4 separate regions of the Homo sapiens genome follow, and all the other regions are linked to region 4. Evidence: chromatin contacts called from ENCODE Hi-C or POLR2A ChIA-PET data. All regions are on one chromosome and are shown on one strand. The core of a region is the stretch at or near the end of the contact, and the rest is flanking DNA. Distances in the headings are between cores, read along the strand shown. Region 1 holds the start of ZNF621 (zinc finger protein 621). Region 2 holds the start of ZNF619 (zinc finger protein 619). Region 3 has its middle 170 kb from the start of ZNF621. Region 4 has its middle 230 kb from the start of CTNNB1.

Region 1 (3,729 bases), core at 553-3,052, 450 kb before region 4:
TAGAAACTTTAAGAGATAATAAGTGTGTTTTGTTTTCAGCCATAAGGTTTTAGGGTGATTTGTTATGCAGCAGTAGATACCTAAGATACTCTCCATAATAGGACTTCATAAGTCAGTCTAATTCTTAAGAAAGGAATAACAAATCCAAGAAGTGGGACCCCTGTAATAAAGCAATATATCTAGATATCCAGGATCATTTTTTATCTTTTAGTGGTGGGAGACCAATTCCCCTTTATAGCATGGAAATGCTTGGTGGTGAGGAGCCTGGTATCTGGAACTGTGTTCAGGAGAAGTTATCAGCGTGATTAAAGTAAAACAAAGTCTGGGCCGGGCGCGGTGGCTCACGCCTGTAATCCCCAGCACTTTGGGAGGCCGAGGTGCACGGATCACAAGGTCAGGAGATCGACACCATCCTGGCTAACACGGTGAAAACCCGTCTCTACTAAAAATACAAAAAATTAGCTGGGCGTGGTGGCGGGGTGCCTGTAGTCCCAGCTACTCGGGAGGCTGAGGAAGGAGAATGGCGTGAACCCAGAAGGCAGAGCTTGCAGTGAGCCGAGATTGCGCCATTGCACTCCAGCCTGGGCGACAGAGCGAGACTCCGTCTCAAAAAAACAAACAAACAAAAAACAAGCAAAAAAAAAAAAAACAAAGTCTGTCCATCTTAGCAACCACTTTGATACTGGAGAAAGGCTCCTGTCCAGAAGGAAGGGCACAGTAGTGAGGTACTTGCCAATGAGCTGGGTAGAGCTGCCACTGGCTGGCTTCGGGAAGTGTTTATCACTGACTGGCTCATGTTCAGAAGCTTGGAGTGAGGCTGTTGTGTACTGGTTGATTTTCAGAGTACGTGTACTGATCTAAAATTATGTAAATTAATGGCAAGTACTTGTTAGTGACTTGGGACTTTGGTCAAAAAACAGTCTTTTCCTTTCCTGAATATGAAAAGTAAGTTCTTTTAATTAGCAGCCTCCCCTCTTCACTGTTTTTTCTTCCTGCAGTCCAACTAACAGAACAGACCATAAAGGTCTGTCCAGATCATTATTTATGGAAGTATGAGATATATATATTTCAGCTGGTGTTAACATTTTATTTAAGTGCCAGTTACTGAGCAGAAAAATAGCTGTAACTACGAGTTTTTGTAATTTATTGGAAAAAGCTAAATATAAGACATTTAGGGTGTCCTCCCAAAGTCAACACAGGACAAGATCATTTAATATAGGACATGTCCTGTGTATACAGGATGCCTAGCAACTGTATGTAGCCACGGGTGTTTTGGTTGTTAAATGAATCTGTCCTAAAAGGTTCTACGCACATCTAGGTCCTTGGAAGGGAGAGGGCTAAAACGGCGAGTGGAAACCATGGTTTCCCTGAGGACTGCCCAGCTGAGGACCCAAGCAAGATCCTGGGCTTGGGCCTCTTAGAGATGACAAAGCAGGCGCCATTCTCCCCTCACCTGCACGGCCCAGGCTTCAGGTGAGCCACGGGGCCAAGGCGGCCAACAGCTGAGGCGCAGCCCGTGAACTGGGGGCCCACTTGTGCCTAGAGGGCGAGGTCTCGGTAGAGCCAGGCTGTATCAGTCCGTGACACTCCAGCCAGAGGCGATGCCGACGGCTGCCGGAGAAAGCCGGGCTTAGAGCGCCACAGTTCCACGCCCGCCGCCGGCCTCTCAGCCCAGCCGGTCGCCGCAACCTCGCCTCTTCCGCAGGGCGGGGCCAGCCATGAAAGGCGGGGCGGGTCTGGCCACGGGGCGACCGAGATGGCGGCCTCCGGGGGCCTAGAGGGACCCTGGGCGTGCACTCGCCCTTCCGGCTCGGCCTTTAGTTAGTGACCAGCTCCTCGGCGTTCTGCAGAGCGTGGGTTTCAGCGAGTTCTACGTGCCAGGTCCGCCCGGTGCCGGCTTCCTCGCTGCCCCTGGCGGCTCGTCAGCCCCCACTACCCCTGAACTTGGTCCCAATGGCGGCCCGCCCCTCCTTCACCCGGACCGTGGGCATCTGGGCCTCGCCGAAGCCGTCAAGGTGGCTGCTCGGGCTTCTAGAGCCCGTGTCCAGCCCTTTGCCACCGAGGCCTGATCCTCTTTTCTGCCCTAAAGAACTTGCCCTGACAGCCTCTGGCTCCCGGTACTGACGTTTCTGATGTTTGGGGTTGCCTGTTTTCTTGGGTGGAGTGTTAAGATCACGGTTGGGTGGGGTCTCCGGTCAGCATCACCCACTGGGACGCTGAGTATTTTACCCTTAATCCGCATTCAGCCACCCCAGTCCCTCTTCTCCTGAGGTTCTTTCTTTTGGGTCCACGTCATCGTCCCTGTAAGCATTCTGTAAAGACTCTTTACGTTTGTAGAGACCCAACACAATAGGGACAGGGCTCTTGGGTCCCTCAGTTTACCCGTACGAATGGGCTCAAAAAAAGCTCTTCGGACTGAGCAGGCAGGTGGAAGATTGTCCTGAAGACTAGGCAGAACAATTCATAAGAAGTTTGGGGCTATCAGCGTGAGAACAATTAGAGGGAGTCCTAGTAGAATCTCCGTGCATCCAGTGCTGGAAATGTGGAAACTGGGAGGGCCATAGGTTGCTGTAGGTGGTGGACGACAGGGTCCTTAGCACTCATGGCTCTTTTTCTCTTAGCTCTTGAGGATCTTGCTTGTCCAAACCCAGAAGACAGTGCATGAAGCCAGGGGACATCCGCCATGCTCCAAACAACTTGGCCTCAGGTGAGCTGAGCTTCTTTCAGTTTTTTTGTTTGTTTGTTTATGTTTTTTTACTCACATTAGCTATCAGATAATCAGGAAAGGATGAGGAAGGCCTAACTTGGCCAAGCTGTGTTTTCCCCTTTGTATCTATCTCCAGGGCTATGGCAGATGTAAATATGTGCTGGGGAAATGAAAGTTTTGTGTATAGAGAGTGATGAGTTTGGATGTATAGATTTAAATGGAAGAAAGGGGACCTATACCAAGAAATTCTTTCTGAATGTGGAAATCCAGATCGTGTTCTAGAAATGAAAGTCACCTACTGAAATCAGACTCATTTTTTGTGAGACGGAGTCTCACTCTGTCGCCCAAGCTGGAGTGTAGTGGCACTATGATATCGGCTCACTGCAGCCTCTGCCTCCTGGGTTCAAGTGATTCCCATACCTCAGCCTCCTAAGTAGCTGGGATTACAGATGTGCGCCGCCACGTGTGGCTAATTTTTGTATTTTTAGTAGAGACGGGGTTTACACCACGTTGGCCAGGCTGGTCTTGAACTCCTGAGCTCAGGTGATCCACCCGCTTCGGCTTCCCAAAGTGCTGGGATTATAGGCATGAGCCACCGCACTAGCTTGAAATCAGAAATTCTTTATTGGAGAGATTGCCCACAAATTGTATTGTATGTATCCCAGAGAGACTAGTATTGTTGCTTTAATATACATTTTCTAAATGCTAGATGCAAGGACTCTGAAGTTGCAGAGAAAGCTGGATGTACTCTAGAAACTGGAAGGGGTCAGAGAAAGTGGTTCAATATGAGATGGAAGAAATAGATACCTGTATTATAGGTCATGGTGAGGACAGTGGTTTCTGTACTGGTTCATTGGGAAGGCACTGAAGAATTTTAAGCAGGGGGATGACATGGTTGGATTTACATATTAAAAAGATTTTCCTAGCCCTTAGTGGCAAATTGATGGTAGAAAGGTGTTGGTCAATTAAGAAGATATTAAGTGTTGTCCTTTTATTTTTTTTGTTTTTGAGACGGAGTTTCG
Region 2 (3,386 bases), core at 866-3,365, 490 kb before region 4:
GTGACCCACGACACAGCCCCAGGGGGTCCTGAGATCTTGTGCTCAAGGTGGTCGGGCTACAGCTTGGTTTTACATGTTTTAGGAAGATATAAGATATCAATCAATAAATGTAGGATGTACATTAGCTCCATCCGGAAAGGAGGGACAACTCGAAGTGGGGAGTGTGGGGGCACCTTCCAGGGCGTAGGTGGATTCAAAGATTTCCTTTCCTTTCCTTTCCTTTTTCCTTTCCTTTCCTTTCCTTTCCTTTCCTTTCCTTTCTTTTCTTTTGAAGATTTCTAACTGGCAATTAGTTGAAAGAGTTATGGACTGGGCACGGTGGCTCACGCCTGTAATCCCAGCACTTTGGGAGGCCGAGGCGGGCGGATCACGAGGTCAGGAGATCGAGACCATCCTGGCTAACACGGTGAAACCCCGTCTCTACTAAAAATACAAAAAATTAGCTGGGCATGGTGGCGGGCGCCTGTAGTTCCAGCTACTCAGGAGGCTGAGGCAGGAGAATGGCATGAGCCCGGGAGGCAGAGCTTGCAGTGAGCCGAGATCGCGCCACTGCACTGCAGCCTGGGCGACAGAGCAAGACTCTGTCTCAAAAAAAAAAAAAAAAAAAAAAAGTTATTAGCTAAAGACCTGGAATCAATTGAAGGGAATGTCTGAGTTAAGATAAGGGGTTTTGGAGACCAATGTTCTTATTATGCAGATGAAACCTCCAGGTAGCAGGCTTCAGAGAGAAACGATTGTAAATGTTTCTTACCAGACTTCAAAAGGTGCCAAACTCTTAGTTAATTCTCTACTGGATCAAGGAAAACACTTTGAAAGTGAAGGGGATTCTTTACAGGATGTAGATTTTCTTCACAAAAGACAGCTTTACAGGGTCATTTCAAAATATGTCAAAGAAATACATTTTAGGGTAAAATACTTCAGTTTATTTCAGGGCCTGTTATCTGTCACATGAGACTATACTAGAGTCAGGTTAGAATTTGATGTCTTATTGCTATAAAGAGTTTGTTTTGGGCTGGGCGTGGTGGCTCACGCCTGTAATCCCAGCACTTTGGGAGGCCGAGGCGGGCGATCACGAGGTCTAGTTCAAGACCAGCCTGGTCAACATGGTGAAATCCCGTCTCTACTAAGAATACAAAAATTAGCCGGGCGTGTTGGCACGTTCCTGTAATCCCAGCTACTCAGGAGGCTGAGGCAGGAGAATTGCTTGAACCCGGGAGGCGGAGGTTGCAGTGAGCCGAGATCGGGAAACTGTACTCCAGCCTGGGCTACAGAGTAAGACTCCATCTCGGAAAAAAAAAAAAAAAGTTTTAGTCAGTCTCAAGATCTCTGTTTTAATGTTAATGCTGGTCCGTAGTGCCTGAATTCCAAGGGCATAACGAGGCAAGTCCGATCCCCTGCTTCCCATCATGGCCTGAACTAGATTGCCAGGTTTTCTTTGGAATGTTTTGGCTGAGAGAAGTGGTCCATTCAGTTGGTTGGGGGACTTAGAATTTTATTTTTGGTTTACAAAACTGTTGCATGAATTGACTCAGTTAATTCACTGAATTTATAAATTACAAACTTTTACCATTCTCAACTGATAAATTGAGGCAACGATTTAAGTATAACTTGAGCAAGTCCATATAGAGTGGAGCCAGGAACGCAGACAATGAGACACCATACCCCATGGTCTTAGGTCACAGTCATTCAGTGGGAGACAGGGGCTATAAATTCATTAGAAGGTTAAGTTAGGAATTAAGTAATTAGGTAAGGAATTAGGAATTCAGTTAATTAAGTTACAAATTGTTAAATATGGAGGAATTTATCATGTAGTTGGGGTACTAAGACATAAGAGAAAATAATAAAGAAAAACAGGAGCGGCCGGGCGCGGTGGCTCACGCCTGTATTCCCAGCACTTTGGGAGGCCGAGGCGGGCGGACAGCTTGAGCTCAGGAGTTCGAGAACAGCCTGCGCAACATAGCGAGACCCCCGTTTCAAAAAACACACGAAAAAATTAAAATTAAAAAACAAACAAACCAGGCGCAGAGCGGTTGTGGAGAAGGGAAGCGAAGGGTTGGAGTTTCGTTTCGTGGGAACCATAGAGAAGGGCCAGCCTCCCGGCTTCCTAGAGAGGCTGTAGGGACCGACGGCCGGCCAGCTAATGCTTCCGTCTTGGCCACCTTGCGAGCGCTCGGGTTGAGTTTCCCGGGCTTCCCTGACTCGGCTACCTGTTCTGGAGGTCAGGCTTTGGGCCCTTGCAGAGGTCGCCGAGGGGCCCGCGCCGCCGCCAGAGCCTGGGCCCAGTCCCCAGTCTTCAGAGACGCCCTCGACCTTCCTGCTCCGAGGAGCTGGCCTGATGTCCTCGGGTCGCGGTATTCATGGGGAGGATGGGAGCCGTGACTATAGGGTCTCCTGCTTCCCAGGGTGGAGCGTTCAGATCCCGGTTAGGTCTTCGGTCAGCATCACCCGCTGGGACATTAAGCGTCTTACCCTTGTCACCCGGGGCTGGGTCACCACTTATATTTTGTCCTGCAGCCTGTGGTTTGTTTAGGGGTCCCCGTTATATCCTACTTTCTCTCCAGAGACTTGTTTTGGGTTTTTGCCATGAACACTAGAAGCATTCAATACAAACTGTTTAGTAATGCATTCATAGTGGGGCCAAGAATTTTTTTTAAAAAACAGCCACGAATCCACTGCAGTTCTTGACTCTTACTTTACAGATATTCTTTCTAGAGTTTCCAGTGTCACCAAGCAGATCTATAGGAGAATATGCAGAGGGAGCATTTGCAACATCCCATGAATCAGTGGAGAGGGTGAATGACAGCAGCTAGTGTGCCAAGAATATCTGCAATGCTAGTGGCAGGAGACAGAGGGGAAGAGGCGGCAAGTGTAGGAGACGAGACAGATCAGTCTCATTGTGGTTCTCTCTTAGCTCCGCAGGTTCTTACTTTTTCAAACCTAGAGGGCAGTGCATGAAGCCAGGGGTCATCAGCCATGCTCCAGACAGTGTGGTTCCAGGTGAGCAGAGCTTTCTTTCAGCTTTCCATACTCAGAACAGATATGGAAGGTCAGTACAGCCCCAGTAGCCTGACTTGGCCAGTCTCATGCTTAGTTTTACATCCTTCAATAAAGTATGTAAAAACAGTATGCGAGGGGAGTTGACGAACGAGAGTAGGTGAATTTGGGAGAGTCAGGTAGGTTGGAAAAGAAGGAATGAATTATCCTAGAAAGTGGGAATCTGCATTCATGAGAACTGAAAGTGTGGCCTGGAGATGAGCAGCTTTTGCATTACAGAGGGCTCTTGTTAGGCAAAATGTCAGGCCCCCTCCCCAGATCTCCTAAATCAGAATCTACATTTTTACAAGATCTGGAAAATTAAAGGGCAGATTAAAATTTGAGGAGTGCTA
Region 3 (3,456 bases), core at 512-3,011, 280 kb before region 4:
GAGACAAAGCTTTCAATATTGACTACTGATTTAAAGTTTTGACTCTCTGATGGAGTTTTCTGATTTGGAAGATCAGAAGTTGACCATCAGACTAGGGAACTATAGCATAGAGATTAAGCCATGGGATCCGGAGTTTGATGCCCATTGAGTAAGTCTTGACTTTCGGCATTTTTAAACTCTGTGAACTTGGCATGTTACCAAAGCCTCTCTGAACCTTAGTGCTTCATTTGTAAAACTGAGATAATAACAAAACTCAAAAGGTATTCTAAGGATTAAATGAATATGCTTGTAAAGTTCCTGGCATACAGTAAAATCTCAATGCAGATATTACTGGTAGCACAGTGGGATCCCGTCTCTATTTAAATGTTACATTCTAAAGACAGTATAAGGTAAAAATCAAGATTGGTGACTATCAGGGATTAAAATCATTTAACTTGCTCAGAAGGTACAGTATGCAGGGTTTAGTGTTCACAACCTTGTAAATATGTACATATGAGGGTTTACTCCTCACCACCATAGAAACTTCATAATACTGAGTCCAAGTGCAAAACAATGTTACAGTATTTTCAATTACCCAGAAGAGGGAGGGAGTTGTTGAACTGTGCAATGGTTTACTCTTTAGCATTTGTTTCAGTCCATGGTTTATTTAAAGGGTGACTTTCACCTTCATTTGAATTTGCTCTTTTTCTGGGATCTTTGTTAAGCCCAGCAAAGTCACCCATTGTACCTGTGCCTGCCTTCTCTTCCCAAGGTTACCTGGGGGTATTTTCCCAGCCTTTTGATATGCTAAGCAGTCATAATTGGAGAGAGTTTAATAAACAACCATTAAGCTGCTCTTAGAAGTGTTCAAATTGGTCTAACTAGCAACTATCTAATAATTAATGAAGACCAGCTGTAACTGTAAAGCCATTTAGTGACCCAGATCAGTTTCTGCCAGATCCAGAAACAGCCCTACAAACCCCCTTCTGTTATCAAGATGGCAACTATTAAGGTGGGCTATTACCTGGGGTCTTTTATTCATTTCCATTAGACAGCAGGGGCTGAAACTCAAGTCAGCTGATGTGAAATCTTTTAAACAGCTCTTCAAGGAGGTCAAAGCCATTGATTATATTAGGGGGTAGGACTCATCTAGAGGTCGGGTATCTGTGGTCAGTTCTGTCCTCCCCATCTCCCCGACCCAGGTCACACAACACAGAGCTGTTGGACATCCTAGCAGGGCTTTCCTCTATATTTCAAGTATGCTGCTGGTTTGAGCTGACTCTTTTAAAACTTGGAGCTTTTCCCCCCTGGGTGAAATGGTGAGAGAGAAGGGGAGGAAGCCAGGGGGGAGGAGAAGGAAGTCCTTGGCTGAGCTGCCTGGTGCTTGGTGAGGAAGGGAGTGGGTGTGGGCGAGCTTGCTTCACTCTGAGGCCCTGCCAGCTCCTGGAAACGCTGCTGCTCTTTCTGAAAACCCTCCCTGAGGACAACCAGTTAAAACAACAAAAAACATCAATCAAAACTTATGGGGTTATTTTAAGGCCAAAGGGAAAGTAGATGAAAAAGGAGGTGGGCAGGAGTGGGAACTCGACCCACCTCCTTCCATCCCCGCTCCCAGAGCCTCAGTTCATAGCTCTTTACTCCCTCCCCATGCCTCCCCATTCCCATCTGCATCGACTGTGCTGGAACCTGGCTCACCCCCCTTGTTCTCCAGATGAACTGCCCTGTCTCTGCCTTGCCTTAGGCGGGGCCTTTGGGGATTGAGCTGTGTTTCTCTTCACTGTGTGTTGAACTTGGCAGGTGCAGGCGCATCTCATTCCAAGTCAAACTACCACCTTTCAGAAAGGAGGGCTGGGCCTGGAATCCATGGCTTGGGAAGGGCCCTGTGTACAACCACTGACCGTTGGAAGTGAATATTGTCCTTCTCCACCACCCGTGCCAGGCCTGCCACTGGTCATGACTGGGAAGGGAAGAAACAGGCATTTGGGGCTGAAGGTCACCCTCCCGCTGACCTATCAGAGGAACCTGGAGGTTCTGTGGGCAGTAAGAGTGGGGTCAGCTTCCCGGCCAGAAGTTCAAGTAGCCCCAGCGAGTCATCTGTTGCTTTAGACAAATAAGTGGTTGTTGGCCATGCTGATGCCACTTTGGCACATACCTGAGTGTGCAGAGCCAGTTTAAGAATGAGGTCTTGTTTCCCAAGAACCAACCCTCCTGCCGGAAATGTCTGGAAAGACAATGAGTGCATTCAGGAAGTTTTTTTCCCCTTTTCCCATGGTTCCCTGCAGCTGTCATGGGAACTGTTGCTCCCATGCAGAGAAGCTGCTCACCAAGGACTGGAGAGGCCAGCCTGCAGATCAGAGAAGCAGAGAGACTTCCAGACAGTTTCTCATTTGAAAATTGTTTCCAGAGGGTGAGGTCTCTTGTCCACTCCACCAGTGTCAATGACTCTCTGATAGGTCAGAGTAGAGGTCTAGATGTCAGCCCCACCACCTGCTGTCTGTGTGACTCAGGGAAAGGACCTAGCCTCTCTCTGCCACAGTTTCCTCACCTATGAAATGGGAATATTGCCCCCACATAAGTGTGAAGGTCAGAGGTAGTAACTGTTGGAAAGTGTTTACTTGGCTGATATTTTAATCATCCCTTGTTCCAATGTCACAGAATTTTCACATTCTCTCTTCAGCTTCATAATAGTCTCATGAGGTAGGAAGGGGAAGGGTGTGTAAAAGTAATTACATTTTGTTTTAAAGTTTGAAGGGCTTTGCCAATGGAAATGATGATATTGGCAGCTCACATCTGGCACAGAGAAAATGACCCCAGCAGTTTTTGTGCCCATGTTGGGTATGTTTTCTATTTTTCTGGTAATCTTACTATGAAACAAAAAACTCCAGTATAGGTAGATAAGGTTGTGCATTTTTCAAGACCCTCCAGGGCTACCAAGGATGAGTGACCTGGTATAGGGCAAAGAAGTCCTCTCTACCAGTGCTATCCAGTAGACAGATGATGTAAGACACTATAAAAGATAATATGAAAACACTATAAAGACAATATAATTAAAATAATGTAATTTTAGTTTTAAATTTTCTTGCAGAATTTTAATTTTAAATTTTCTTGTAGAAACATCAAAAAACTCTTAAATGGTAAAATTAATTTTTATAATATATATTTTTAATTCCATTATATTAAAAGCATTACCATTTCAACATGTAACAATATAAAAATTATTAGATACTTTATATTCTTTTTTCTTACCAAGTCTTTGAACTCCTGTGTGTATTTCACACTTACAGCACACCTCAATTCCAATGCTAAAAAATAATCATTGGAATTCTTAATTGCATTTCAGTTTCACAAACTTTATAGTTGCCAGAATAGATTCATATACTCAAGTGGTTCCACATATACTTAAAAGTTTTACAGTAATGGAATCACATATCAGATTTTAAATATATATTTACATTAATTAAAATTAATAGAATTTGA
Region 4 (3,307 bases), core at 785-3,284:
TTCAGCCCCAAGCGGCAGTGGCAGGTGGGAGTGTCTATCCTCAGGGCTCATGAAAATGTGCAGCAGCTTGCACTTCAGCCTTGGTGGTCAAGAGGTTCTTTCGTGGCTAGGATTGCAGGAGTCTGTGTTGGGAATGCAGACCACTGGGGGTCTCTGACTTACCCTTTTCCTGCATTGGAGAGCCTCTCCATACTCCTAGCCAATCAGGCTGCCTTGCTTTCCTCTCCTTCCTTGCTTTAGGTGTTTCCTATCGCTTTCCTGTTGCATTCCAGTGTTCCCTCTTAGATGATCTATTCTAAGTGTGATTATCCACTCACTGTTTCAGTTCTTTGCAGAGGAAGCAAGTACCAGATGCCTCTAGTCAGCCATCTTGAAGCCTTGTGTCTATTAACTTTTATTTTCATTTTCAAACTATAAAATTCCTGTTATTTTCTTAATTCAACATGCTTTTATGAATGTAACAATATAAGCGTTTTAGTTCATATAGAGCCTCATTGTCCCAATCTTTTCTTAACCATTAGCCCTTCTAGCGATGTGGGTTTTTTTTTTTTTTAATGTAACCATTATGACTAGGGAAAAGAATATTACCCAGTAGTTTTCCCCTAAGTTAAACAAGAATTCCTTCTCACCCACTAAATTGAGTCACCCTGCTAAGGCCCCCATGAGCCCCTTTTCACTTTCTGTATTACTAAGCCCTTTGCCCAGCCTGACTAGATGGCAGCTATTTCCTGTGGGTCAGAGGGTTTTTAAGGCCTTTTTTGGAATTCTCCTTTCCTCTGGCTCAGGTATAAATGGTAATACCAAAAGGTAGTAGGTGGTATTTTAAGGAGACTGCTAGTGGACCTTCAAATGCTTTTCATTTCAAAACTTTAATTTTAATAATATTGCTCTCTTAGTTTGGGCTCCCTTAAAATCACAGCCTGAGACTAGACACAAGGACTTGGTGCAGGTGGTTTATTTGGGAGGAGATCCCAAAAAGCAGAGGTGAAAGAAAAGGGAGAGAGTGAGACAGGGAAGAATGAAAAGCCACTGAGTGTGCATCATTAAGGTTGCTGCTTTGGGCAACAGGGGCTCAATTCTTCTGTGACCTTTGGCAAGTGTGCAGAATGCCTTCTAGAATGTTCCCTCCAAAAGAGGAGTGGCTAGACTTGCTTACTGGCTCTCATTCTTCACTGGTTAGAGATGGCTCCTAGGGCGTTACCTCTCCATACTTGCAGGTTGTACTTGCTTGGGGGCTGACTGGGCTCCCAGTTTCAGAGATGGCTTTGAGGCAAAAAAACAGGGAAGCATTTTTCATGTTTCAAGAGGGCATTGTCATGGGAACCCACATTGCACTCTCTACCAGATCTGTGACAAAATCATAGGTGTGCTGAGGGGATTTGTTACAGGGTGCCAAAAGCATCAGCTACGAGCATATTGTCCCTTCTGAATAGACTGTTCCCCATTGTCCCTGTGGGGACACTTCCCCACCAATGGATCACCTGGTCATTGCTGTCCAGTCCACATGACATTGATGGGGAAGGTCACTGCTATTAGCCTCCCTTGACCGATGTCAGGGCTGTAAGGATCACTCTCCTCCATCTTCCTTCCAATCTAGCCCCTTGTCCATATCCTCCCTCTGTGGAGCTCACCTGTGTCTGGAAGGAGTTGTGCAACCTCAAGTGGCCTCAGTGAAAGCTGCAGTTGAAGAGAGCAATTCAGTTGACCACAAAGGAATGTGACAGAGAATCATCCAACGCTGCCTAGAACATCTCTCCTGCTCACCTCACCTGGCATGCTCACATGCAGCCATGTGGTCAGGGCAATACCGAGGCTGAGTTCAGTGCCACCCTGTGCTGCCCCTTGCCGGTGAACTTGTCACACTTGTTTACACATGTTTGCAGGCCTCTTTCTTATGGGCATCAGCAGCTTGTTGAGGACCATTCTATGTCTTCATTTTGTGCTCAGAACCTAATGTAGTGCCTGGACACAAAGGGTTCTCAGCAAACACTTGTGGATACAAAGGAGGGAGGGAGGGAGGGAAGAGGGAAGTCGGTTGCTAGGAGATAAAATGATTTGCTTATAGCACAGTTGCCAAAAATAAGTCACAAGTGGGGACTTCCCAGAACTAACCGTTCAGTGCAATACTTAGCTGAAATCTATTGCAAAATGCAGTACTTACTTAGGCACTTACTTTTGTCTTTATTGTTTTTTAAGAAAGAGATGCTCCAAAGGTCAGTGACTCAGACCACTAGGTGACTTGGCTGTGGTTTCCTATGAGTCAAGCCTACCAGACAGCAGAGGACAGAGGTGAACAGGAAACTGGGCCAGAGAAAAACCAGAGAAACAGAGAGTCAACACAGACGTCAAGGAGGCTTCCGCCCAGCTCTCTCAGGCCAAAGGGGCAGACAAACCCGTGAACTCCCAGATATTCATGTCCAAGTGAATGCAGCTGTACGAACTTCAGCTTGAAAACTTCTCTCAAATAGCAGGTGGGGAGAACAGGTAGTAAATGCCTGGGGTTGTGGCCGCTTCCTTCCCCAGCAGAGCTCTGCCCCAATGAGAACACAGGAAGGGTAGATAAGAGAGCAAAGTGGGCAGTTTTTCTTATTTATTTGTTTGGGTAAAGGAAAAACAAAACAAGATGTGAACACGCATATCTTCACAAACTGTAAAATTTATCTCTGTCCTCTATTCCCTGCATCCTTCTCCCTACTCTAACATCTTAACAATCCTAATATTTGCCTATTGTTACACAAAATGTACGCCAGTAGATATCAACATACCAATTAAAAAAAAACGAAAAAAATACTTTGCTGTTTTTCCTTGAAAGCACAATGACATGAGGCATCTTTGGAGAGAAGAAGCTGCCACAATCCGATGCCTCCTCGTACCTGCTACTAGCTGTGTAGGCTTGTCTGATCTAGCCCCCTGGATGTGAACAAACTAGAGCAACAGGGAGAAGCAGAGATGCAAAAGAGTTAATCATACAAATTGCTGAGTGTGCACAGGAAAAACATACTACATTTGTAATTGTGTTTACAGTGTACAAAGCACTCTCCCATATTCCTCATAATCTAACAACAATCCTGAAATCATCACTATTTACGATGCAGAAACTGAAGGAACAATAAATGGCATGTCCTATGCCATACAGCTAATACCAGGCAGATCTTGGCATTGAACTAGAGCTGTCTGAGCCTAGACCAAATATTGTTTCCAGGATTCTGCAGCAAACTCTACCAACTAGGTACCTACAGCCTCCCCTAACCTGCCTTCGGTCTCCTGAGCAGAAGTGTTTATACCTCAGTCCCAGCATGCAATAACC

What was found. A loop is a pair of places that touch in the nucleus more often than their neighbours do. ChIA-PET counts read pairs that join two places held with the same protein, here RNA polymerase II (POLR2A). Pooled maps may share reads with other maps.
Region 1: a pooled map shows a loop between it and region 4 (6-fold over the local background). The contact joins the promoter of ZNF621 here to the enhancer-like site in region 4. A Hi-C loop is called at or near these places in 2 of 37 single-sample maps with no recorded cell type and 5 of 50 pooled maps.
Region 2: a map with no recorded cell type shows a loop between it and region 4 (13-fold over the local background). The contact joins the promoter of ZNF619 here to the enhancer-like site in region 4. A Hi-C loop is called at or near these places in 1 of 168 maps with a recorded cell type or tissue (thyroid gland), 2 of 37 single-sample maps with no recorded cell type and 2 of 50 pooled maps.
Region 3: a loop to region 4 is called in a map of cardiac septum, with 6 times the contacts of the local background. The contact joins two enhancer-like sites. A Hi-C loop is called at or near these places in 2 of 168 maps with a recorded cell type or tissue (aorta and cardiac septum) and 2 of 50 pooled maps. POLR2A ChIA-PET finds 5 or more read pairs at or near these places in 1 of 52 experiments (CD8-positive, alpha-beta memory T cell).

What each region holds. Positions count from the first base shown.
Region 1 is chr3:40,523,158-40,526,886 of GRCh38, forward strand. It overlaps ZNF621 (zinc finger protein 621), which reads left to right and starts at 1,803. Exons shown (of 5, transcript NM_198484.5): 1 at 1,803-2,117; 2 at 2,622-2,707. The coding sequence starts at 2,684. RefSeq lists enhancers at 1,405-1,494, 1,773-2,585, 2,145-2,284 and a silencer at 1,685-1,844.
Region 2 is chr3:40,475,007-40,478,392 of GRCh38, forward strand. It overlaps ZNF619 (zinc finger protein 619), which reads left to right and starts at 2,116. Exons shown (of 5, transcript NM_001145093.4): 1 at 2,116-2,351; 2 at 2,912-2,997. The coding sequence starts at 2,974. RefSeq lists an enhancer at 2,290-2,429.
Region 3 is chr3:40,689,515-40,692,970 of GRCh38, forward strand. No RefSeq gene overlaps it. Among named protein-coding and RNA genes, the nearest start is that of ZNF621, 170 kb to the left of the region's middle. Within about 2 kb of position 1,762, at least 16 of the 41 ENCODE cell types and tissues checked have a DNase peak (open chromatin) inside an H3K27ac peak, as active enhancers do.
Region 4 is chr3:40,969,602-40,972,908 of GRCh38, forward strand. No RefSeq gene overlaps it. Among named protein-coding and RNA genes, the nearest start is that of CTNNB1, 230 kb to the right of the region's middle. RefSeq lists an enhancer at 1,511-2,710 and a silencer at 2,003-2,052. Within about 2 kb of position 2,035, at least 29 of the 41 ENCODE cell types and tissues checked have a DNase peak (open chromatin) inside an H3K27ac peak, as active enhancers do; they include thyroid gland, where a contact is called at or near this core.